Linked DNA regions of Homo sapiens: region 1 is linked to region 2. The links are chromatin loops, found by intact Hi-C in ENCODE. Cell type or tissue: PC-9. All regions are shown on one strand. Links, peaks and the distances in the headings refer to the core of each region. The heading gives the core; the rest is flanking DNA.

Evidence for each region. Hi-C counts contacts between places; a loop is a spot of excess contacts. Peaks named below come from ENCODE experiments on the same cell type or tissue, not always from the same donor. Only the 100,000 strongest peaks of a DNase experiment are listed, where the experiment ranks them.
Region 1: a loop joins it to region 2, with 12 times the contacts of the local background. A loop is called at or near these places in 27 of 110 quality-filtered maps.

The regions. Positions count from the first base shown.
Region 1 is chr14:67,654,648-67,667,171 of GRCh38, forward strand. VTI1B (vesicle transport through interaction with t-SNAREs 1B) reads right to left here. Exons shown (of 6, transcript NM_006370.3): 2 at 7,830-7,888; 3 at 5,084-5,275; 4 at 1,769-1,942. It also overlaps a transcript of GPHN not described here and the pseudogene RNA5SP386. Among named protein-coding and RNA genes, the nearest start is that of VTI1B, 14 kb to the right of the region's middle. In PC-9, for the core only: no CTCF peak of the experiment used is centred there; no DNase peak of the experiment used is centred there.
Region 2 is chr14:67,419,521-67,432,044 of GRCh38, forward strand. It overlaps a transcript of GPHN not described here. Among named protein-coding and RNA genes, the nearest start is that of PLEK2, 14 kb to the left of the region's middle. In PC-9, for the core only: CTCF peaks have their summits at 7,786 (motif pointing right) and 7,998; DNase peaks (open chromatin) are centred at 7,791, 9,081 and 9,401; H3K27ac peaks cover 1,393 bases.

The DNA.
Region 1 (12,524 bases), core at 3,205-8,204, 230 kb after region 2:
CTGTCCAAATCTTGGCCACAGTATGTTTTTCAAATTGATTTGCCTTCTGCTATTAAGAATACAGCATTCCATTGGTAAATTGTACCAATTAAAAAATTTTGCCCGGGCGCAGTGGCTCACGCTTATAATTCTAGCACTTTGGGAGGCTGAGGCGGGCAGATCATGAGGTTAAGAGATCGAGACCATCCTTGCTAAAATGGTGAAACCCCGTCTCTACTAAAAATACGAAAAATTAGCCGGGTGTGGTGGCAGACGCCTGTAGTCCCAGCTACTCGGGAGGCCGAGGCAGGAGAATGGCATGAACCTGGGAGGCGGAGCTTGCAGCGAGCCGAGATTGCGCCACTGCACTCCAGCCTGGGCGACAGAGCAAGACTCCATCTCAAAAAAAAAAAAAAAAAAAAAAAAATTCCAGCTGGGCACAGTGGCTCATGCCTGTAATCCTAGCGCTTTGGGAGGCCAAGGTGGAATGATTGCTTGAGCCCAGGAGTTCGAGAGCAACTTTGGCAACATAATGAGACCCCGTTTTTACAAAAAATTAAAACAATTAGCCAGGCACAGTAGCACATGCCTGTATCGCAGCTACACATGAGGATCACTTGAGCCCAGGAGTTTGAAGCTACAGTAAGTTAAAATTGCACTGCTGCACTCCAGCCTGGGTGACAGAGCAAGACCCTGTCTCTAAAAAACTAAAAAATTCCTATGTAGGTTAACTCATTTATGGAAAGGAAAAAATAAATGAGTTATTTTTCTGAGGCTCTCAGAGTGACAGCAGACTAGAGATCCCTGATATAGTCATCATTTGATTTAAATATTTGTTTTCTTTCCACAATGATCCAGCTTACCTTACTGGATAATCCTTAGACATTTTTTTCCCTATTACTTTTTTTTTTTTACTTTTACTTACATAACAGTAAAGGGTTATAGTCCAGGATTGAAGCATAATTTATAAATCTATAAACTGTGGTACTATTTTATGAAATCTGGAAAACAGCCTTGGCTCTAAATAACAGGATATAAGCAGATGATGTTTTCGTAAGAATAGCAGAATACCCTATTAGATGTGTGAGAAATTAAAATCTCAGATTGGAAGCTTTGAATCCTTAAGTGCCTTTTGACATATTATTTCTCTTGCCAAAGAGAGAATGCAGCCACTTTATCCTTATTAATTTCTGTAATCTTGTAAGTGTAGAAATCAGGTCCTTCCATCTTTTTTTCCCCTCACTGAAGCAAAAATTTCCAGTGATGTCTAAATCTTAGGGGTAAAATTGCTTCTAAGGGACATCTCTCAGCCAAGCAAACTAAAAATTGAGCAAAGCGGCCGGGCACAGTGGCTCACGCCTATAATCCTAGCACTTTGGGAGGCCGGAGCAGGTGGATCACCTGAAGTTAGGAGTTCGAGACCAGCCTGGCCAACATGGCGAAACCCCATCTCTACTAAAAATACAAACATTAGCTAGGCATGGTGGCGCATGCCTGTAATCCCAGCTACTCAGGAGGCTGAGGCAAGAGAATCGCTTGAACCCAGGATGCGGAGGTTGCAGCAAGTGGAGATCACGCCACTGCACTCCAGCCTGGGTGACACAGTGAGACTCTATCTCAAAAAAAAAAAAAAAATTAATAAATAAAAATTGAGAAAAGCATAAGAACTTAAAAAAGACTATTCCCTGAATACAGAACTGCTGTAGCTTTTGGCCTTAGTACGGTTTCCAGGTGCAGTGGCCCCCTAATTACCCCATACTTGCCCCTTTCCCTGTCTGCCCAGACTTACTCTACTCTTGGTACGTTCTAACTGGTCTCGTTGTTCCCCCAGCTCTTCTATGATTTCTGAGCCAATCTGGTCAGTCTCTGTGGCAATCCGATGAGAACGTTCAATACTTTGGGTGGCCCGGTTCAGGCTTTCAGTGCCCTGCAGAAGCATTGCCCTTTGAGACTGTAGCCGATTCTGAAAGAAGTATGGAAGAGAAATGTTAGACTTTTTCCATTATAAATTCATTGCCAGCATATTCCTCATCACCTTCCCCATGTTAGAAGGGATATAGTGAGCAATAATTTTCATTCCTTTTAAGACAGAACCAAAGAAGCTAATGATTCTTTTCAAGGTCACAGACTAAAGCAGGACCTGAAATCCAATCAATAGGATCACAATACCCCCACTCCACTGCCTTTTACACTTACGCGAGGCAAGGAAAGATGGATTAAAAATACTGGAGCACTTTCCCTGTGTTTGTAATGAATCTGAACTGGTCCATGTGCCTCCTGGACTATCAACTTCTGAAAGGTGGCAGCCCAGATGTGGGAGCTACCTGATAATGCATATAGCCTGTAACTTCGATAGTGCTATGGGCAAACCAACTAAACTCTGCAGCCCTAGAAAAAGGTTAATTCACTGAAGATTCCCACTAGACTGGTACTGAGGATTGACGGACCATGAATAAGCTATTCTGTTCTTCGTTTTAAGCCTCCAGCACCTGGTATTTCCAGGTGGTCTCCCATCCAAGTACTAACCTGGCCTGACTCACTTGGCTTCTGAGATCAGGCAGGTTCAGAGTGGTATTGCCTAGATGACTACATTCTTCTTTTTCAGCTTCTAAAGAAAGCATGTAGAAGTCTGAGACACTACCACATTCTGGAAAAAACGTATGTGGTTACCCTCTTGGTGAGCCCCAGAAAGAACTTCACCTAAGGTCAAACAAAAAACCTTGAGCCTGCCACACTGGGGGTGATTTGGTCTCAGGGAAATTAGTATCTGGGGCTTGAGCAAGCTTCCCCACCTGCCCTAATTTCTCAACTGCCCTAATTTTCTAAATCCCCACCGAAGTTTTACTCCACCTGTAATCCTAAATACAGACAGCAGGAAGAAAAAAGTAGCCTTGTCAGGCCAGAATTAACAACCACTGACAGAAACGGAGGCAGCTCCAAGTTCTTAGCTGTTCAAAGCACGCGCGCGCGTGCACACACACACACACACACACACACCCAAAATCAAAAGGGACCCAGCTCACAGAGGCCTAGTACAGAGCAAGTGACCACTGGCAGTAGGACCATCAAGGAGCCAAAAGATTGGCTCCCAGAACAGAAGTAGCAAGGAGCATTTTCTTTCTTTCTTTTTTTTTTTTTTTTTGAGACAGTCTCGCTCTGTCGCCCGGGCTGGAGTGGAGTGGCAAGATCTCAGCTCACTGCAGCCTCTGCCTCCCGGGCACAAGCAATTCTGCTGCCTCAGCCTCCCAAGTAACTGGGATTACAGGCACCCGCCACCACGCCCAGCTAATTTTTGTATTTTTAGTAGAGACAGGGTTTCACCATGTTGGCCAGGCTGGTCTCGAACTCCTGACCTCAGGTGATCCACCAGCCTCAGCCTCCCAAGGTGCTGGGATTACAGGCGTAAGCCACTGTGCCCGGCGCTCTGTAGCATTTTCACTTAATAAATGGCATACAGACCAGTAGACGAGGAAACCACTGAATGAGGTTCAAATAAAACCAGTTAGGTTAGCGCAAAGGAAGAAGGAAAAAGGTTTTCAAAATAAAAGATGCAGATTTTCAACTGAGTAGGCTAAAAAATGACTAAGAAAAGATCAGATCACATAAATGAACTTCAGACAGATTTGGAACAATACTTTTTCTGAAGGTATGGATACCTAAATTATGTTTTAATAATTTCTGAAACTCGCCAGGCGTGGTGGGTCATGCCTGTAATCCCAGCACTTTGGGAGGCCGAGACGGGTGGATCACAAGGTCAGGAGATGGAGATCATCCTGGCTAACACGGTGAAACCCCGTCTCTACTAAAAGTACAAAAAAAAATTAGCCGGGCGTGGTGGTGGGCGCCTGTAGTCCCAGCTACTTGGGAGGCTGAGGCAGGAGAATGGAGTGAACCCGGGAGGTGGAGCTTGCAGTGAGCCGAGATTGCGCCACTGCACTCCAGCCTGGGTGACAGAGCGAGACTCCGTCTCAAAAAAAATAATAATAATTTCTGAAACTCATAATTTTAAAGCAAAATTGTTTGGACTTCCTCCCCAACTTTGGCAACATGACTAAAGTCACTTTTACAACTCCCACTTTAACCAGCTCCACCTGCCTGCCTGTTTCCAGTCTCCCTTTACAAGTGATCTTCTGTCAGCTTCTAATCTGTGATAATCCCTCGCGCATCCATTTGAAAATTTTAAGTACTTCATTCTCAAGGGATCTAGTTTTGGCATCAGCAATGTCAAGCCAATATCATCCTGAATATCTCTTAAACTATAATCAGGATGCATCGTGAAACAGGATTTGTTTAAAATTGTAGTATGAGCCTTTCAGTCTGCACTGGTGGGCCCCTTTCCATTTCTCTGCCATGCTACTTGCCAGAGAATTTCTACTTTGTGTTGTGTTTGTGGAAGACAGACCAAATGCAGCACATTTAATCTTTCAGACGTTTTATTCCTTTAACGATCTAGCTGCTCTAGATGGTTTCAGAATACAGATGTTCAATTAGTCCAATTTTATAAATCAGAATCCTGAAAGCTAGAGAGGGAGTCTTGCTCACTTTCTATTACCACAGAATAAAATGATAAAAAGCTCCTTCTCGAGAAGCGCCCTGCATTGGCTACTGTATCTCAGTTGCTGGGCCATCTTGACATTAAGGTAAAGGAAAGCTTGGATTGATTTTGTAACAATATTCTGATAAATTAGAAACCTAACTGAATTTTCCAGGCATACCTGAGAAAGTGATTCTAAAATTTATATGAGAGAATAAAAAAGATCAAGGAGAAAAGAAATTAGATCAATGAGTCAGAATCCAGATAATAAGAATAGGTAACATTTACATTCTACTACATACAAAGCACTGTTTTTTTTTTATTATAAGACTGTATTATATTAAGGATAAAAAGAAATCTAAATATGCATATAGTTCGAAAGGCCTGCCTTAAATAGAGCAGATACCAAGGGGTAACAGGAACTGGATGCAGAAAAGAGGATAAGGGTGAAAAAAATGAAACAAGAGTCTAGTATACACTGATAACATGAAATACCCCAACAATATAGTTAATTTTTGTACCACAGGCCCTTAAAGGAAAAAAAAAACAAACAAAACAGCTAAAACTTACCATATGCTCATTCTCTACAGCATATATGCCATATTTCATGTCTCCTCGGCCTCCAGGTGTGGCTGTCAAAGGTGTGCTTCTCACCTCCCGATGGAGTTTAGCAAGGTCCTTCCGGTAGTTTCGAAGCTTAGACATCATGGGGTTTCGGAAAGACAGGGGTGCATAACGTAGCTCCTCCTCCATCTCTGCCAGCTGGGAAGGCAGAAAGTAGTGAGCAGATAGCCTGGTTCTTCCCTCACTCATTTGGAAATATGCCTAGTTTGGACTAATCAAACTACTTATTTATTTGGACTACACCAAGTAAATAACCATATGCTCCATGAGGCAGGGACCATGTCTGGCATGTTCCCCTCATTCTGAATGCCTTGCATAGTGCCCAGCAAGCACAGAGCAGGCATTCGAGTATATGAACTGAATGAATGAATGGAAAAACAGAAGTACTTTATAGCTTACTAAACACTTTTATATACATTCTCCATTTAATCCTCACAACAAATCAATAAGGTAGGAAATGCTCCATTTCATATATAAGACTTAAAGAAACCTCTGAAGATCGCACAAAAAGGAGTCCGGGCCAGGCACAGTGGCTCAAACCTGTAATCCTGGCACTTTGGGAAGCCGAGGCAGGAGGATCACTTGAGCACAGCCTGGGCAACATAGCAAGACCTCATCTCTATATATATATAAAAAATTAAACAGAAAAGGAGTCAGGATTCAAAATCTTCAAATTCTCTCAGCTCTCTTCAATATACCAAGTTTTTAGCCTGGTATGATTGAACATTGCCATCAAGAAGTGCTTTGAAGTCTACTGTATTAAAAATGATAGGGGTCTGGCATCAGGGTTCTTCCCTTCTCCTGCTCCTCTTTCTGAAAATCAATTAAGTTTGTCTCCATGTCAGAGAGAACAGGGGCCTACCCAGAGCAGTCTGCTTTAGGGGAATCAGACTTCCATTTTTCTGGGGTAAGTAAAATGTAACACCTGGACACATCCACAAGAGGCCCTAAATTATTTTCATCTGCCTGGAATGGGCAGCATAGGATTATTACTTTTGCTGAGTTTGGAGAAAACAAGTATCTGAGCATCAAACAAATCAGTAGCAGCTAGAAGATTTTAAAAATGCTACCAAGGTATTAACTGAAACAGGAGAATGGCTACAAACAGGTATCATGGATATGCCCAGCTGTACACAGGTATTAAGAAAAGCTCCCAGTACTCCCATTAGGAAGAAGATAGTTCCCACAGTCTAGTGGCCTGGTCTTTCTTAAAACAGATGCAAAACAGAGAAAAGGATGCAGATGTGCTTCCTTCTCAGAACTTCATTGGGATAAGTGGGAAATTGAAACACTGATCTTCAACAAGCAAGAAGGAAGTTCGCTGGCCAAAAGAGAATTTTTTCTCCATCTGCTCTCGGGTAGCAAATACAGGGCCAACTATTTCTGCGGAGTACTAGCAGCGACCAGAATTTTGGCCCCAATCTTAATGAGTTTGCTGAAGCTAGAGTATGATGAGATGGAGTCAAAGGACTCTTGCTTCTATAGGGCTAGAGCAAAAAAAAAAAAAAAAAAAAAGTTTTTTTTTTTTAAAGAAAAGCCACAGGTGAAGAGAAGCAGTTGTTAAACTGTTCAGTAAACGGAACCAACTTCTGACAAACTTTGGGTACCAACTGAGACTCATGCATGTCTTGCCTGAGGTACCAACTCCAGCTCCTATGTTGTCTCTTAAGACAGAAAGGGACATGGTTAGAATTACCTCTAAACTACATTTTCTGTGACAGTAGGTTTAACAAAGAACAGTAACCTTTTTTTTTTTTTTTTTTTTTTGAGGCAGGTCTCACTCTGTCACCCAGACTGGAGTGCAGTGGTGCAACTGTGGCTAACCACATGCTTGACCTCCCAGGCTGAAGTGATCTCCCACCTCAGCCTCCTGAGTAGCTGGGTCCAGAGGCATGCACCACCAAACCTCGGTAATTTTTTTTTGTTTGGTAGAGATGGGGGGTCTCCCTATGTCGCCCAGGCTGGTCTTGAACTTCTGGCCTCAAGTGATCCTCCCACCTTGGCATCTCAAAGTGTTGGGATTGCAAGCGTGAGCCACCGCACTGACCAGTAACCTATCTTAATGGCCAGCTCTTAAAAACAGATTTTAGGCCAGGCACGGTGGCTCATGCCTTGTAATCCCTGTACTTTGGGAGGCCGAGGCGGGCAGATCATGAGGTCAGGAGATCGAGACCATCCTGGCTAACACGGTGAAACCCCATCTCTACTGAAAATACAAAAAAACAGCCAGGTGTGGTGGCGCCCACCTGTATTCCCAGCTACTTGGGAGGCTGAGGCAGGAGAATGGTGTGAACCCGGGAGGTGGAGCTTGCAGTGAGCCGAGACTGTGCCACTGCACTCCAGCTTGGGCAACAGAGCGAGACTCTGTCTCAAAACAAACAACAACAACAACAACAAAAAAAAAAACAACAGATTTTAAAAGACTGCTTGGGTAAAAGTATGAGAATGCCCTTACTACTCACATCAGCAATATATTACCAAAGAGTCACATTTCAGGAGCATCTTCAGGCTTCACCCATTTGTTTGCCAAACCCCCTCAACAACCATCCCCATCAACTGGCTTCATTTAGTAAGAAATAGTCAAAATCAAGATCAATGGACAGGAACAGTTAATTTGTGATCAGCTCATAGCATTACTTCTGGAAAAGACCAACACCAGGTAGAAGAAACAAAATTTGTTCCTTGTTCTCACCGTTTCATTTGCTTCCTGTTGCTTTTCATCAAAATCCCTGATCAATTTCTTCTTTTCTTCTAGAAAAGATAGATAAGTTTCAAATGCTTATTACTGTTTCCACACATTTGTAAAGGCCATTCCCTCTGCTTCGAATAAGCTTCCTATGGCAGGGCCTGGTGGCTCATGCCTGTAATCCCAGCACTTTGGGAGGCCAAGGCAGGTGGATCACAAGGTCAGGAGTTCAAGACCACCCTGGCCAACCTGGTGAAACCCCATCTCTACTAACGATACAAAAATTAGCCGGGCGTGGTGGCAGGCACCTGTAATCTCAGCTACTTGGGAGGCAGAGGTAGAGAAATGCTTGAACCCAGGAGGTGGAAGTGGCAATGAGCCGAGATTGCGCCATTGCACTCCAGCCTGGGCAATAGAGCAAGACTCTGTCTCAAAAAAAAAAAAAAAAAAAGAATGTTTACCAATAGTGACTCTCTGAAACCCCTCACCACTCCCACAGTGAACCACTTCTATGTTAACTCGTACACTACTTTTCTGCAAAATAAAAATTCCACCTACTCGGCTTGCTGAGAGGCTGTCTGGTGTGGTGCTTGTTTTTCTCTGGGTGTGGCACCGGCAATGACTTGAACGATGAGAACGTTATTCATTCCCCTTTCAGCCTTTCCCATTCTGTCCCTTTGGTTGAGTGTATCTTTAATACCTAAAAATTACTAATCTCCCCTTTGAACAAAAATAGAACAGGCTTCAGCTTCAAAACAAACATCTAACTAAAACAGTATTGTCTTAATTGTATTTTCTGATAGTTTATACTACAGGTTTTCCATCTAAAATATGATAGCAAGTTTCATTTTTAAATAACATTGTTTTAAATAAATGTATTTTACATGAAATAAGTTGACATAAAGAAAATGTAAGTGACAAGGCTGGGCACGGTGACTCACGCCTGTAATCCCAGCAATTTGGGAGGCCGAGGCGGGCGGATCATGAGGTCAGGAGATCGAGACCATCCTGCCTAACACGGTGAAACCCCATCTCTACTAAAAAATACAAAAAATTAGCCTGGTGTGGTGGTGGGCGCCTGTATTCCCAGCTACTCAGGAGGCTGAGGCAGGAGAATGGTGTGAACCCAGGAGGCGGAGCTTGCAGTGAGCCAAGATTGTGCCACTGCACTCCAGCCTGGGCGACAGAGGGAGACTCCATTTCAAAATAAATAAATAAATAAATAAAATGTAAGTGACAGTAATAATGATACTTGCGGATGGCAAAAATTATGAAGGTGGTACCAGAATGCTGTCACCTGGTAAACATTTGTATGGGGGAAAGGCATACAAGCACCTTTTCTGGTTAGTCAGCGGGGTGAGGTTCTGGTGCCAGGTTCGGGCCTGCCTCAGCATGTAAACTTAGATAATTTCCTTCATTTCTTTGGGACCTCACATTCTCCTTCATTGACTACAAAATGAGGAAGTAGGTCATTCCCTTATATCTAACAAGCAAAAATTAGCTCCTTTTAAGAGGAGCTTGATTTTTTAAAAAAATTTATACATCCAAATGACTGTTCTCCCTGGAAATCTACACATAATCTACTTATCACCATAAAGTTACCATCATTTACAATGTTTGTTTGTTTGTTTCAAGACAGAGTCTCACTGGTCACCTAGGCTGGCAAAATACATGTAATATAAAATTTACCATTTTGACCATTTGTGAGGGTATAGCTTAGTGGCTAGGTACATTCACACCGTTGTGGAGCCATCACCACTAACTGTTCTCCAGAACTTGTTTATCCTCTCAAACTGAAATTCCGTACCCATCAAATACCTCCCCATTCTATGAATTTCACTACTCCAGGTACACCATTAAGTGGAATCATACAATATTTGTCCTTTGTGTTTAGCTTATTTCACTTAGCACAAAGTCAAGGTTCATCTATGCTGTTGCACGTATGGGGATATGGCCTTTTAAAGCTATGTATTTTTCAATGTGACTCCTAAACACAAGCCAGCAGCACTTCCACCAACTAAAGAGCAATTTTTTTTTTTTTCTTGAGACAGAGTCTTGCTCTGTCTCCCAGGCTGGAGTGCAGTGGCTCGGTCTCGGTTCACTGCAACCTCCACCTCCCAGGTTCAAGCGATTCTCTTGCCTCAGCCTCCCGAGCAGCTGGGGTTACAGGCACCCACCACCATGCCCGGCTAATTTTTTTACATTTTTAATAAAGACAGGGTTTTGCCATGTTGGCCAGTCTGGTCTCAAACTCCTGACCTCAAGTGATCCATCCACCTCAGCCTTTCCGCTGCAAAAGAGAACAGATGAGCCGGGCTTATGGAGAAATGGCATGTGGGTATTCAGTTGCTGTCCTGAGATTTTCTTAGATGATTTGTCTACTCTGATTTTCATCTTAAGACCTGGCTTTTTTTGAGACTGTGTCTCACTCTGTTGCCCAGGCTGGAGTGCCGTGGCGTCATCTCAGCTCACTGCAAACTCCAACTCCTGGGTTCAAGTGATTCTCATGCCTCAGCCTCCTGAGTGGTGGGGTTACAGGAGTGCACCACCACAACCAGATAATTTTTCTATTTTTTGGTAGAGAGGGGGTTTAACCATGTTGGCCAGGCTGGCCTTGTGTGGTCCACCCATCTCGGCCTCCCAAAGTGCTGGGATAACAGGTGTGAGCTAGTGCACCCGGCCAAGCCCTGACTTTTGAACCCAATCCTACATAAGATGTAATGTCACTGTAATGCTTTATATGGATTTACATTTTGTTAATCACAACAGCATCTAATGTCAGTTATATCTTTTTTTTTTTTTTTTTTTGAGACAGTCTCACTCAGGCTGGAGTGAAGTGGCATGATTACGGCTCACTGCAGCCTCGACCTCCCAGGCTGAAGCAATCCTCCCACCTGCTCAAGCAATTCTCCTGCCTCATCCTCCCAAGTAACTGAGACTACAGGTGCAGGTTACCACACACAGCTAATTTTTTTTTTGGTAGAGATGGGGCCTCACTATGTTGCCTAAGCTGGTCTTGACTCCTGGGCTCAGGCAATCCTCGACCTCAGCCTACCAAAGTGTTGGGACTACAGGTGTGAGCCACCACACCTGTCCTTGTATCCCACTTTTTAAGTGACCATAAATCATTTTGGATGCGTATATTCTATAATCTCAACTTGAGACCAAGTTCCTCTGAAACATGGAAATTTATTTTGTCATTTTTACTGTGCCATAGATCCTAGAACTATAAACCTCCTTAGATGTGGCTACTGCCTGAAAGGGCAAATGACAACACACCCTTTACTATGTCTCATTCATTGTTGTGTGCCACCCCCTTAATATACACAAGATACTTCAGACAATTTTCTCCATACCACTCACAAAACCCATGGCTGTTTGTTGTTTAAAAAAAGGTAGAGGAAGGTTCACCATGGCAAATGGTATGACTCTTGACCATCTATGATGTAACTGAAATGAGCACCAAGGCAGCTATTACTGTTCCTGAGGGGGATGTGTTCTTAGCTACCAGTACTGAAATAATACCGACAGTCAAAAACGGCTACTTCCATGGAGCAGTATTGTATTATTTTGTAATAAGCTGTCCCAAAAGTGCTGAGCATCATCACTGCTCTGAGTCAGCACATCTCCAAACTCAGGCATGCTCACTCCTGATCCAAGCCAGACAGTAAGAAGCAGTACTGTACACATATGTACATTCCCTTCCTAGCTCCTTCCTTTCCTAGACTTTTCTACAACTGTGTTTAGTCATAAATTCTCCTCCTTTATTCTTCCTTTGTTAATGGGTATGAAAATCCGCATTCTCAAGAGGCAAATTCTAGAATGATTCCAGGAATGTAACTACATAAATGAAAGGGGGAGAAGAAGACCACAGAACCTCTCTCCTTTCACTAACTTCTGTGTGCTAGAATATTCCATTTCCTACCTGATTTCATAAAACACATTTCCTCTTATAAGTGCTCTATAACAACATACTTTTACAGAACTTCACTACATTTATGAGATCCTTTCTGGACTTCTAAGATTTAAAACAAAACAAAACAGAAACCTTTGAAATCATTTCTTGTGATGATAAAGCCAGGGAGGCAGATAATTCAAGAGACTGATCTCTACCCAACTGAGAGGGATCAATAGCAGCTTTTTAAAAATTCTTTAGGCTCAGAATTATGAAACCAATGAATGCTAGAGCTAGGATGTACCTCAGCGATCATCTAGTCTAACTTCCTGCCTTTACCACTGAGGACACTAGACCCTGGAGAAACTGAGTGCCTGCCCCACAGTCATTGGAACAGCAAATGTATGGCAGCACTAGTTCTGGAATGCAAGTGTGCTGACTCCCAGTCCAAGGCTTTTCTGTATATTAAACAACTGTATACTGTATACAACTGAGGGGCATTTTTGTGCTCCCAGAGTATAGCCTTTAACAACTGGTAAAATCTGTTGAAAAAACAAAAAACCTCTTCCTCTTTTTAGGGAGTTAGAATTGATGCTACAATCAACTACAAACAGCAAGGTGGCATCCTGGGGAGAATGGGCACCATGAACAAGAATGAACCACTTCAAATACCACTATCCCCCACCCCACAAGCCTGCCCAAATCAGTCACATGTGAGGGACTCTCTGGGACCAACTCTGTCTCCTTTGGGAAACTGGGTGGATGCTGACATGGAGTAAAATGGAAACAGACAGCTCTGAAAAACA
Region 2 (12,524 bases), core at 5,003-10,002:
CGCAGGGCTGCCTTCCCCAAAGAAAGCAGGGGGGTTCTCATCTCATAAAGGCTGCATCCAGGCGGGGGGCGGTGGCTCACGCCTATAATCCCAGCACTTTGGGAGGCCGAGGCGGGCGGATCATGAGGTCAGGAGATCGTGACCACGGTGAAACCCCGTCTCTACTAAAGATACAAAAATTAGCCGGGCGTGGTGGCGGGCTCCTGTAGTCCCAGCTACTCGGGAGGCTGAGGCAGGAGAATGGCGTGAACCTGGGAGGCGGAGCTTACAGTAAGCCGAGATCGCGCCACGGCACTCCAGCCTGGGAGACAGAGCCAGCCTCCGTCTCAAAAAAAAAAAAAGGCTGCATCCATTCGCTAAGCCACATGGCAGTGGGTCTGCATCTCCCCAGAGCGGGTGCTTTTTTCTATTCCATGGAAAAGTAGCAGGAATCATGTCCATACCCAGGAGACTCTGATTCTTGGGTTGGGAAATCTTCATTTTAAGAAATCTCTCACTTCCAGGTGGTTCTGAAGGTGAGTTGGCTCTGGGAACCAGGACCCTGGAAAATCCCTGAACCTCTCAGCCCTCCTTAGGGAAGGGCCCTCTCAGTGCAACAACCATGGCATGCCCTCTGAAAGTCCCAGCTGAAGCCAGGTGCCAGGCAGGCACTGCCCAGAAAGTCTCTGCCACTCCCAGGTGATGTGACTGGCCAGACTCCATCCTGGCCTCCCACCTCTCCTCTGAGGCTGGCATTGAAGAGGCCCCCTGTCTCCATACACCCAGCTCCGCCTCTGGGAGATGCTGCCCGCCGCTAGGTGGAGCAGTTTGCTAGGGGGATTAAAAGAGGGGTGACGCCAGCCCTAACAATATCCAAGGCAGAGCTGTGAACGAAGGGACGTGTGACCGGTAGCAGGTGACTGCAGACTTCCTGAGGTTAATGATGGGAAGAGATGGTGGAAGGATTGAATTCTGATTTTGACCAATCACGCTCCTTTCTGGAGTTCCCTGTAGAGAAACTGCCCTAATCAGAAATTCCCGAGACCGGAAGCCTGGCACTTCTAAAGGCCCTAAATCTCAGGACAGCCCATAGGTAGTCAGAAGAGCCAGCTAATTGAGGCATCCCACCCTTGCCAGCGCCGAGACTCTCAAGTGAGGAACCTAGTGTGCAACATTTCAGGAGGGTAGATGTCTCAATTAGCTGGCACTTCTGACCACCTGTGGGGCACCCACCCACACTGTCCTGCAAGTTGGGGCCCTTAGAAACTCACCTTTCACAGTAGGGTGAAGGCAAATCATCTCTAATTAAAGATCCCAAATTGAGGTCTTTTCCTGTGCAATTGAGAATATGTTTCCAATAAATGCAGAAATGGAAGAAAATAGCAAACAATGATTGAGAGAGCAGGCTCTGGATCTGATCTTGGTAAAGTACAGATCTGATTCTGTCAGGCCTGAGAATCTGCATTTCTATCAAGCTCTGAGATGAGGATGCAGTTGGTCAGGGACCACATCTTGAGTGGCAGGGAGTTAGTTGACCTTGGGCAAGTTACTCAGTTCCTCTAAAAGGAACTGAACCCAGGACTGATCACATAATTTTTTAGTCCTGGTGCAAAAGGAAAATGCCAAGCCCTTGGTTCAAAATTAGTATGAATTTTAAGACCTTGACAGTAGAGAATGAAAACAGGCACAGGGCCTTTCAAATTGCAGGGGACCCTATGCAACTGCCTAAGCCTCAGAGGGTTGGAAGACTCAACAAAGTTAACCATGTAAAGCACTTAGAAAGCACCTGGGCATGGTAAATCCATGAAAATGTCCCTGATCATGATTGCCTAGCCCAGAACAGCCTCTCCTTGAACATCGGGATTGTCAGACTGAGCTTATGTGGACCGACCTCCACTTTACAGGGGAGGAAGTTGAGCCCCACAGCAGGAGTTTGAAGAATAAAGGTTGGGTGAATGGGGTGACTTGTGGAGGCCAAGCTCAGGCCACCAGACACCCAGGCCAGGGCTCCTCCTTCTGGGCCATCTCCTCAATGGACAAAAAGAAAAAGTGATGACGGCAGCAAGATAACACTACCACCATCGCTCAGAAATACCAAAGAGAGTGTGAGCCTGTCTGGATGGATGAATGAAGGAGGGCCTATAGGAACGATCCTAGCCATTAACTCACCTGTTGGGCTTCTAGAGATGTGCATTCGGAGCCATTGGTAAGAGCATGGAATTACGTGGAAACTGCAGAGGGGCCCTCCAACACTTTGCCTCTGAAATGGACCTAGGCTATTGTGCTTTGCGGGTTCTCGGTCTGCTTTCCCTAGTTTTGCTATCTCTGCCCTTATCTCCACTGCCACTTCTCATTGCTGTTAGGCTGTCCATCTCCCGCAGCTACTCCATAAATTGCTGGCAGTCTGATAGACAAATAACCTGAGTTATTAGGATGGTGCTTAAAATAAGGATAAATGGCATCTGACTGGTATCCGGTCAGTCATGAATGTTGCAATGTTTTGACATCTTAGAATACCCTCTAGCTGGGGAGAGATTGCCTCTCTCAGGGCCTAGCCAGTTCCTAGAAATAGCAAGGGCTCAGCTGAGAGCATGCTTTTGATGTACAAACTAACCAATCCTTCACCATCTGGCCTATACACCCAGGGAGACAATATTCCTCATCTTAATCATCCCAGGGCAAGGTATCAGGCAACTAGGGACCACTCCTATAGCTTAGAGCACCCTCCATAACATTCAAACTAGCCAGTCCAAAACTGTTCACCTTGTCCTGCCTTGCCTTCCCCTTGAAAGCCCCAATAAAGGCTCTGACCTAACGCTTTCCCCTGGCTCCTGTCTTCTGCCCCCTGACCACCCTGGTGTCTTCCCCCGTGTGGTATGCCATGTCTTACACAGCTAGCATATGGCCGAGGACCTGTGAGTGTAATACACTCTGTGTGAATTTGCTCTTGATTTTAGCCACGCAACTCACCGTGATGCCTGGCACATGGGTGCTATGCCATAAACATGGGCTGAATAAGTTAAATGAATAAAGGTAGAGGAGGCCTGTCCACCACAGATCTTTCTATTCCTTTCCACAAAGAAGTTGGGCCTGCCCAGACTGATCAGCAGTACTGTAATTTGTGCATCCCAGTTCACCCCTAACTTCTTCTCTCATACATGGAAGAAAATGCATATCAGTTAGAATGCTTCGGGCTGCAAGTAACTGAAAAGTCAACCAGCAGTGGCTTAAACCCAACACAGATGTTGTTAGTTACTTAATGAGTAGGCGATTCCAGAGTAGATGCAATGGCTCAGTGCTGCCATCAAAACCTAGGCTTTCCCCATCTTTTTTTTTTTTTTTTTTTTTTGAGATGGAGTTTTGCTCTTGTTGCCCAGGCTGGAGTACAATGGTGCAATCTTGGCTCACTGCAACCTCCGCCTCCCAGGTTCAAGCGATTATCCTGCCTCAGCCTCCCGAGTAGCTGGGATTACAGGCATGCGCCACCATGCCCGGCTAATTTTTTATTTTTTTTAGTAGAGACGGGTTTCTTCATGTTGTTCAGGCTGGTCTCAAACTCCCAACCTTAGGTGATCTGCCTGCCTCAGCCTCCCAAAGTGCTGGGATTACAGGGGTGAGCCACCGAGCGGTGGCCGGTTTTCCCCCTTTCTGCCCTGTCATCATCAGTGTCTTCTGCTACAGCAACAAACATTCTCTCAAAACTGTGTCCAGCAGAAAGGGCCAAAAAGGGGTTGGGGGAGGGCATTTGTTTGCAAGATTGAATTTTTAAAATTAAGTGACTGTCTGTAGTGACCTCTAAGAGAGTACTCATGACATAATTTTGTAATTATTTTTTACCTGTGAACATGCCTCACCTCCACCCTCCACAGCCAGCTTCTTCATGAACAGAAACTGTATTTTAGGACTCTGCTTCCCCAGTCCCTGGCACAGTCTAGGCACCCACAGTGTTGACAGAAGAGGGGGCTCTGAAGGGGGCCAAGAGTGAAAGGTGGGGAGGGACCACAGGTGAGGGAGGGGAGGGGTCCTTTGCTAGAACCAGGGAACTCAAAGGGAAAGTGGGCATCAGGGTGCTCATAGCATAGGAAAGGGGAAGTGGTAAGTCTGAGAAAAGGTGGGAGAGGGTTGCGGCAAACCTTGGCACAGTCTGGAGAGAACCGCAGAGAGGAAAGGAAGGGTGTAGAGCCTGAGGTTTATGCCAACACAGCTTCTTCCTTTAGGCTTCATAATATTTCTTCCATCTCACTGGGCATTGTTTCCTCCCAGCAAGGTGAGTGTGTGGCTGTCACAATATCCAGAAGTGTCCAAGTGCAAGTGAGCCCTGGGGTGGGTGTTACTGATGGCTCCTGGAATAGTTGGAGGAACGAAAGACTTTTAAATCCACTTCCTTTTTCCCACCCATATGGTCTAATGGAATTGAATGCTTAACACCAGGCACTTTTTTAAAAAGTAGGGAGGAGGCTGGGTGCAGTGGCTCATGCCTGTAATCCCAGCACTTTGGGAGGCCAAGGCAGGCAGATCACCTGAGGTCGGGAGTTCAAGACCAGCCTGACCAACATGGAGAAACCCCATTTCTACTAAAAATACAAAAAAATTAGCCAAGCCTGGTGGCAGGTGCCTGTAATCCCAGCTACTCAGGAGGCTGAGGCAGGAGAATCACTTGAACCCGGGAGACGGAGTTTGTGGTGAGCTGAGATCATGCCATTGCACTCCAGCCTGGGCAACAAGAGCAAAAAACTCTGTCTCAAAAATAAATAAATAAATAAATAAATAAAATTAAAAATAAAAAGGGGAGAGGAGAAGCTAAAATATTGGGGGTGATTAAGAAAGAATGAAGTGTGCCAGGCACAGTGATTCAAGCCTACAGTCCTAGCACTCTGGGAAGCTGAGGCAGGCAGATCACTTAAACTCAAGAGTTCAAGACCAGCCTGGACAACATGATGAAACCCCATCTCTATGAAAAATACAGGTGTGTGCTTGTAGTCCCAGCTACTTGGGAGGCTGAGGTGGGGGGAGTGCTTGAGCCTGGAAAGTTGAAGCTGCAGTGAGCCAAGATTGTGCCACTGCACTCCAGGTTGGATGACAGAAAAAGACGCTGTTTAAAAAAAAAAAAAAAAAAAAGGAAGCAGATCCAAGCCCCTGCCCACCCCTAGTCTTCCTTCCTATGGTCCCAGTCTCAGCATCCGGCATTCTCCCTGGTCTTGGGTCATGACCTGTCTGAGCAGGGTCCTGCTGAGACTTCCACTGGGTGTGGGGTGGGGAGGAAGCCCACAGGATTGGGCTGCCCCCAGAGCCCCTTCAGATCAGCACAGACATGCCCACGGCTATGCTTCTACCCTGTGTCTGGAAGTGGGCTCTCTTGTGGTCCTATTCTAGCTCTTGTCAATCAGAGCAGACCCAGTTTCCCTCAGTTCCTTCCTCCCCAAGGCTGGTCCCTGGGAGGCAGGGCTCCCTTCTCATTGTCTTAATTCTTCTCAGTCCCCTTTGGATAGGAAGGACATCATTCCAACTGGTTCACCTGCTTTATCTTTCCGGGAGAAACAAAGTTTAGCTCATACTAGGAATGAAAATTTTTTGTTTGTTTGCTTTGTTTTGGTTTGGTTTTAGAGACAGGGTCTCACTCTGTTGCCCAGGCTGGAATGCAGTGCTGTGATCACAGCTCACTACAGCCTCAAACTCTGGGCTCAAGTGATCCTCCTGCCTCAGCTTCCTGAGCAGCTAGGACTACAGGCACACACCACCATGCCTGCCTAATTTTTAAAAATTTTTGTAGGCCAGGTACAGTGGCTCATGCCTATAATCCCAACACTTTGGGAGGCCAAGGCGGGAGAATCACTTGAGGTCAGGAGTTCAAGACCAGTCTGGGCAACATGATGAAACTCCATCTCTACAAAAAATTAGCCCGGTGTGGTGGCACACGCCTATAGTCCCAGCTACTCCAGAGGCTGAGGTGTGAGGATTGCTTGAGCCCAGAAGGTGGAGGTTGCAGTGAGCTGAGATACCAGCACTGCATTCCAGCCTGGGCAACAGAGTCTCTAAAACCAAACCAAAAAACAAAGCAAACAAACAAAAAGTTTTCATTCTTAGTATGAGCTAAACTGTTTCTCCCGGCAAGACAAAGCAGGTGAACCAGTTGGGATGAGGTCCTTCCTTTCGAAAAGGGACTGGGAAGAATTAAGGCAATGAGAGGGGAGCCCTGCCTCCCAGGGACCAGCCTCAGGGAGCAACAACACAGGGGAACTGGACCTGCTCTGATGGACAGGAGCTGGAATAGGACCACAGGAGAACCCACTTCCAGACACAGGGTAGAACCACAGCGGTGGGCGTGTCTCTGCTGATCTGATAGTATCCTGAGAGCCAGCCTGATCCTGTGGGCTCCCTCCCTGCCCCACACCCCACATCTTGTCTCAAAAAAAAAATTTTTTTTTTTGGTGGAGACAGGGTCTTGCTATATTGCCGATTGGTCTGGAACTCCTGGGCTCAAGTGATCCTCCTGCCTCAGCCTCCCAAAGTGCTGGGATTACAGGCATGAGCCACCATGCCTGGCCAATGAAAAAATTTAATAACCGGCTTATCCTGCCTGAAACAAAACATCTCTGAGTGGTTTACTAAACACATCAAAACCCAAAACACACCCAGTATCTAACATTTAAAATATTCAGTATGACTCTCAGATTACCTTTTCCTGCGGAGAGACAAGCAGAACAACAGTCTCGAAAAGATTCCCCACACAAAGGAGACTATTGTGTGGTCCGACAGGATCTCTGGGCTGAGTTGGGTAGTTGCTGAGGAGGGTAGAGGGTTTGAGCTTCACCCTTGGGGTTTTCAATGGTGATCTCAGCAAGGGAGTTAAGAATCAAAGCCCTGGGACCATGGCTGTGAAACCTTTGAAAGTAGGAGAACAGCTGTCATGTGCCCTGTGGGAGTTTCACTATCTGCTGCCTCTTCGCTGTTGGCACAGTCAGTGTGTGCCCCTTAAAACACAAGTGGCCGGTGCGATTGCCTTCAGCAGCAGCAGACTGTGAAATGGTAGGCTGCCGGGTTCGGGGGACAGTGTGGATAATGTCTATTTTTTTGGTTTTGTTTTGTTTTTTTTGAGACAGAGTTTCACTCTTGTTGCCCAGGCTGGAGTGTAATGGCGTGATCTTGGCTCACCGCAACCTCCGCCTCCTGGATTCAAGCGATTCTCCTGCCTTAGCCTTCCAAGTAGCTGGGACTACAGGCATGTGCCACCATGCCCGGCTAATTTTGTATTTTCAGTGCAGACGGGGTTTCTCCATGTTGGGCAGGCTGGTTTCGAACTCCTGACCTCAGGTGATCCACTCAGCTCGGCCTTGCAAAGTGCTGGGATTACAGGCGTGAGCCACGGTGCCTGGCCTAATGTCCAGTTTTAAGAGACAACGTCTGCAGATTCCTAGGGCTTATAGCTCAGGGGCAGAGGAGTCAGAAGTCACCTAGTCCTCCCCAGGCCTCCGCAGGCTCCAGGACTCTTCCCTCTGCCCACTGGGAAAAACTAGATGAGCCAAAGCAATGGGAAAGCTGGAGTGTTGGAGGTAGCTAGAGTGTATTGTGTCGCGCGGGGGAGGGAGGGATTGGAGGTAGCCAGAGTGTATTGTGTCACGCGGGGGAGGGAGGGATGCTTCAGGCGGCTGATGACTATGGGGATGTGGGTGGCGTACTCCAGTAGAAAAGCTACACTGTAATATTTGTGACAGTCCCGTTAACTGTAAAGCACTATCCAAATGCCATTATAAAATCATCCTGTTGTCGACAATTTTAAGAGAAAAACTTCTGCCCAGTTGCCACTAGAGGGTGACCGAGTCCCGCATAGTTGAGAAGGTCTCGGGCAGGGAAGGGCCCTTGGTCTACAAACGGAGAGGGTATGAGAGGGCAGCTCTGGCTGGCTGTGGCCGTGGAAATGCGGCCTTCGGCGGGCCCTGGGTTCCAACGCGAAGTTGAAGCAGGCCACCTTTGTCAGGGGCTTCCGTCGTTGTTCTCTGGAATCCCAACACCCTGCCGCGAACACACTCAGGTGGAACCCCAGGTCGGCGGCCCAGGGCTCTACCCACCGGCTTCCCACGAGAGCTCCGTCTTAAGACTTACCGTCGCCATTCATTTTCAGTTCTTATTCCCAGGGCTCTACTAAATACCACCTACTCTGAGAAACTCATTTACGCTAAGGAGCTAATAATGGCAGACAACGATTTAGTTTTTAGCCCTTTCGGGGACACTCATACTTAGGAGATTTGGTTTCTTTTAAGGGTGTGTAAGCTTAGTCTCCTCAGGCCCCCCTGCACTGGGGGTGATAGTAACTGTAAGGCACCGTGCTTTTCTAGCATGTTCTGGCACTGTCATGAGACCATCCCCAAAAGCCTCTCGCACACATTTCCGAGACACCCAGGATGTTTTACAGGAGCTCGACAATGCCCTTTTTTTTTTTTTTGAGACAAAGTCTCACTCTGCTGCCCAGGCTGGAGTACAGTGGCACGATTCTGGCTCACTGCAACCTCTGCCTCCCGGGTTCAAGCGATTCTCCTGCCTCAGCCTCCTGAGTAGCTGGGATTAGGCACCCGCCACCACACCCAGCTAATTTTTGTATTTTAGTAGATACGGGGTTTTGCCATGTTAGACAGGCTGGTGTCAAACACCTGACCTCAAGCGACCCACCCGCCTCAGCCTCCCAAAGTGCTGGAATTACAGGCATGAGCCACCGTGCCCAGCTGACAATGCCTTTTTAGCCTCCACCTATGCCCAGACCCCCATGGTCAGCTGGGCACACCTCTGACTGCTTCCAGTGCAGCAGCAGAGGACCCACCCACACCCACATGCAAGGACGCCCTCGGTGCACTAGCCCAAAGCTCTATCCTGCTCCCCAAGATTGGAATAATATTCACAGCTAACACTTAGAGCACTTATGTGCCTAGCACTTTTCCAAGTGCTTGTACATATTTAATCTTCACTACACAGTAGGGGAGAACTCTTACCATTGCATTACCTTGTTTCACAAAGGAGGAATTTGAGGCCCAGAAAAGTTAAGTACTTTGTCCAAGTCACACAGCTGGTACGTGGAAGAGCCAAGATTCCAACTCAGGCCATCTGACTCATCGGCCAGGTTTCTCACCAGCACACACACTGCCTCTGCAGAGAGCGGGTGAAACTGCATTGTCAGTCTGTCCTCACCAGCTATTCCCTCACCAGAACTCAAGGCCAGACCCTCACCCTACTCAACGCTGCCCCTTCCTTCCAACCTCAGGCTTGAGGGCCTGGCCTCCTTCCTTTAGTATTAGTTATCATCTGCCGGCTGCTCCTGAAGCTCTCCCCACTGCTGCCCTGGGCTGTAGGGGGCCTGCTGGAGAGAGAAGCAGGCGTTGGTTTGGAGGAGCCAGGTGAACTTTGTGCAGCCTCTCTTATCACGCTCTGTAAGCAGTCAGCCACCTCATCTGATTAGCTGGTGTTGGTCTCCTTTAAAGATGGAATTTTCCCATTAGAGTCAAATGAGAGCAGGATCACAGAGTTAGAAGGAATGTGAAGGCTCAAGACCCGTATTCTCTTGTTTTATACAAAATAAGAGCCCACAGAGATTAAATAACTTGCTCAAGTTCACAAAGCTCAGCTGGGCTGAAGCCATGACTAAAATGGGATCATTGTGTTAATAACAATAACAATGATGAGGCCCAGTGTGGTGGCTCATGCCTGTAATCCCAGCACTTTGGGAGGCTGAGGCAAGTGGACAATTTTTTTTTTTTTTTTTTGAGACAGAGTCTCACACTGTCGCCCAGGCTGGCGTGCAGTGGCGTGATCTTGGCTCACTGCAACATCCGGCTCCCGGGTTCAAGCGATTCTCCTGTCTCAGCCTCCTGAGTAGCTAGGATTACAGGCACCCACCACCACGCCCAGCCAATTTTTGTATTTTTAGTAGAGATGGGGTTTCACCATGTTGGTCAGGCTGGTCTCAAACTCCTGACCTCATGATTCGCCCACCTCGGCCTCCTAAAGTGGCTCATGGCCACAGGTGGATCTTTTGAGGTCAGGAGTTTGAGACCAGCCTGGCCAACATAGTGAAACCCCATCTCTACTAAAAATACAAAAATTGGCAAGGTGTGATAGCAGGCACCTGTAATCCCAGCTACTCAGGAGGCTGAGGCAGGAGAATTGCTTGAACCTGAGAGGCAAAGTTTGCAGTGAGTTGAGATTGCGCCATTGCACTCCAGCCTGGGTGACAGAGCAAGACTGTGTTTCAAAACAAACAAATAAACAGCAACAACAACAAAAATGATGAAAACTAACATTCCTTAAGGTTTTACCGCATGCCAGATACAGTACCAGCACCAAGCTGGTACTTAGATACATTATCTCAGTTAATTCTTTCAACAGCGCTACAAGTAACAGCTTTAAGAGCTCTGTTACCTTCCTCATTTTACAAATGAAGAAACAGATTCCAAGAGATTCCAAGAGATTAAGTAACTTCCTCAAGATCACGTGGCTCATAAACTGTGGAGCAGATGGTACCCAGGTTTGTCTTTGACTCCAAAGTCGCTGCTCTTAATGATTAAGGCACACAAGGGAATCACAAGCACTCTGATAAAACTCCTGCGAGAGGAGCCCGAACCTGGCTATGCCTTGGTTGGAGCTGAGGCACGGGTACGATGGGACATGGAGACAGGCCACAATCACACATTCCAGTCCCCTCCACAAAACCACAGAGCTTGGATGACATGGACCCAGATTTCCCTGGGACAGAGCTTGAACCCTGTATACTCAGGTTCATCTATACAGAGTCAGGCTGGGAAGGGTAGATTATAGGGAATAACATACGGGCCTAGGGAGGAAAAATACCCACTGTAAGTTAGGAAGGATCCAGGCCTAGGGGACAAGGTGGCTCTTGTTCCTGTGCAAGCCTGTGCCGGACCCACGCCTGGTCCCCTGGAATGCCTGGGTGCTCTCAAGGGGAGGGCTGTATGGTAAAGCAGAAAGAGCCTTCCCACGTGGGCTCACGTGACTTTGCTATAAGCCCTCCATCCTAAGGAAAGAAGAAGCAGGAGTGCTTTCTCAACTGGCAGAGTGGTGACCGAGTGGAGTGTCACATCAACTGGTGTCAATGGCATCACGGGGATAAGATCTGGAGGAGGCAGGTGGCAACGGGGCCTGTGGAGTGGAGTCTTGGTGGAGGGGCTGGGCAGTGAGTGACCGGTGCAATATCAGGCGCTGCCCCAGGACATTGACTTGATGAAAGGCCCAGAGACCTCAGGACTTTGGAGGGCCTGCTCATCAGTAAGGGGCAGAGAGCTCCTCATTAAGTGGACCACAAAGCTTAACGTCCCATTCTGATCCCCTGAGGATTCTGTGATCAAAGCAGTCCCTTCCTGCTGTGACTTTGGTATGAGCATAAAGCCTCAAAGTGTGCAGGGCTGGGGATCGGGGCACCAGCTTCCCAAATACGCCTTTGTGTTTACATACAATCCTATAGGTGCCCCAACAACCTGGCAGGAGAGTCCCTATTCTCTCTAGATTTCAGAAAGACAAATCAAACCATGGGAAATCCATGGCAGGCATGAACAGCTAATTCTAGTTCACCAAATCTGGGCTAACAAGAGCAGATAAAAAGGGTTCAGCATAGGCTGGGCGTGGTGGCTCACGCCTGTAATCCCAGCACTTTGGGAGGCCGAGGCGGGTGGATCACGAGGTCAGGAGTTCGAGACCAGCCTGACCAACATAGTGAAACCCCATCTCTACTAAAAATACAAAAATTAGCTGGGCATGGTGGCGCTTGCCTGTATCCCAGCTACTCGGCAGGCTGAGGCAGGAGAATTGCTTGAACCTGGGAGGCGGAGGTTGCAGTGAGCCGAGATCGCGCCACTGCACTCCAGCCTGGGTGACAGAGTGAGACTCTGTCTCAAAAAAAAAAAAAAAAAAAAAAAAAAAAAACGGTTTAGTGTAATCCCAGCATTTTGGGAGGCCAAAGTAGGAGAATCGCTTGAGCCCAGGAGTTTGAGACCAGCCTGGGCAACATTATGAGACCCCATCCCTACCCAAAACATTTTAAAAATTAGCCCAGTGTTGTGGCACACATCTGTGGTCCCAGCTACTCTGGAGGCTGAGGTGGGAGGATCGCTTGAGCCCAGGAGGTCCAGGCTGCAGTGAGCTGAGATGCCACCATTGCACTCCAGCTGGGGTGACAGAGTGAGACCCCAACTCAACAACAGCAGCAGCAGCAGCAGCAGACCAAAACAGCGGCAAAAAAGGTTGGGGAAATGTGAGCTGGGTTGTGTCCCAGAAGCTCCCACATGGAAACTGGGGTGGGGGAAGGGAACAGAGGTTTCCGCAGGGGGCAGTCAGTGCCCATACTCTAGATGTCATCTTTGGGTGAGCTTGGAACTGGAGCACAATTTTATCTACTTTTTCTTCTTCATTTTGCATATTAAAATCTTTTAATAGGATAAAAAGCAAACATCTTTATTTAATGTGTTCATGTTGCGCTCACAGTGATTACCCTTAAATTTTTTAACATATTCTTTTCAATATGTACATGAAAATGTCACATAGAACAA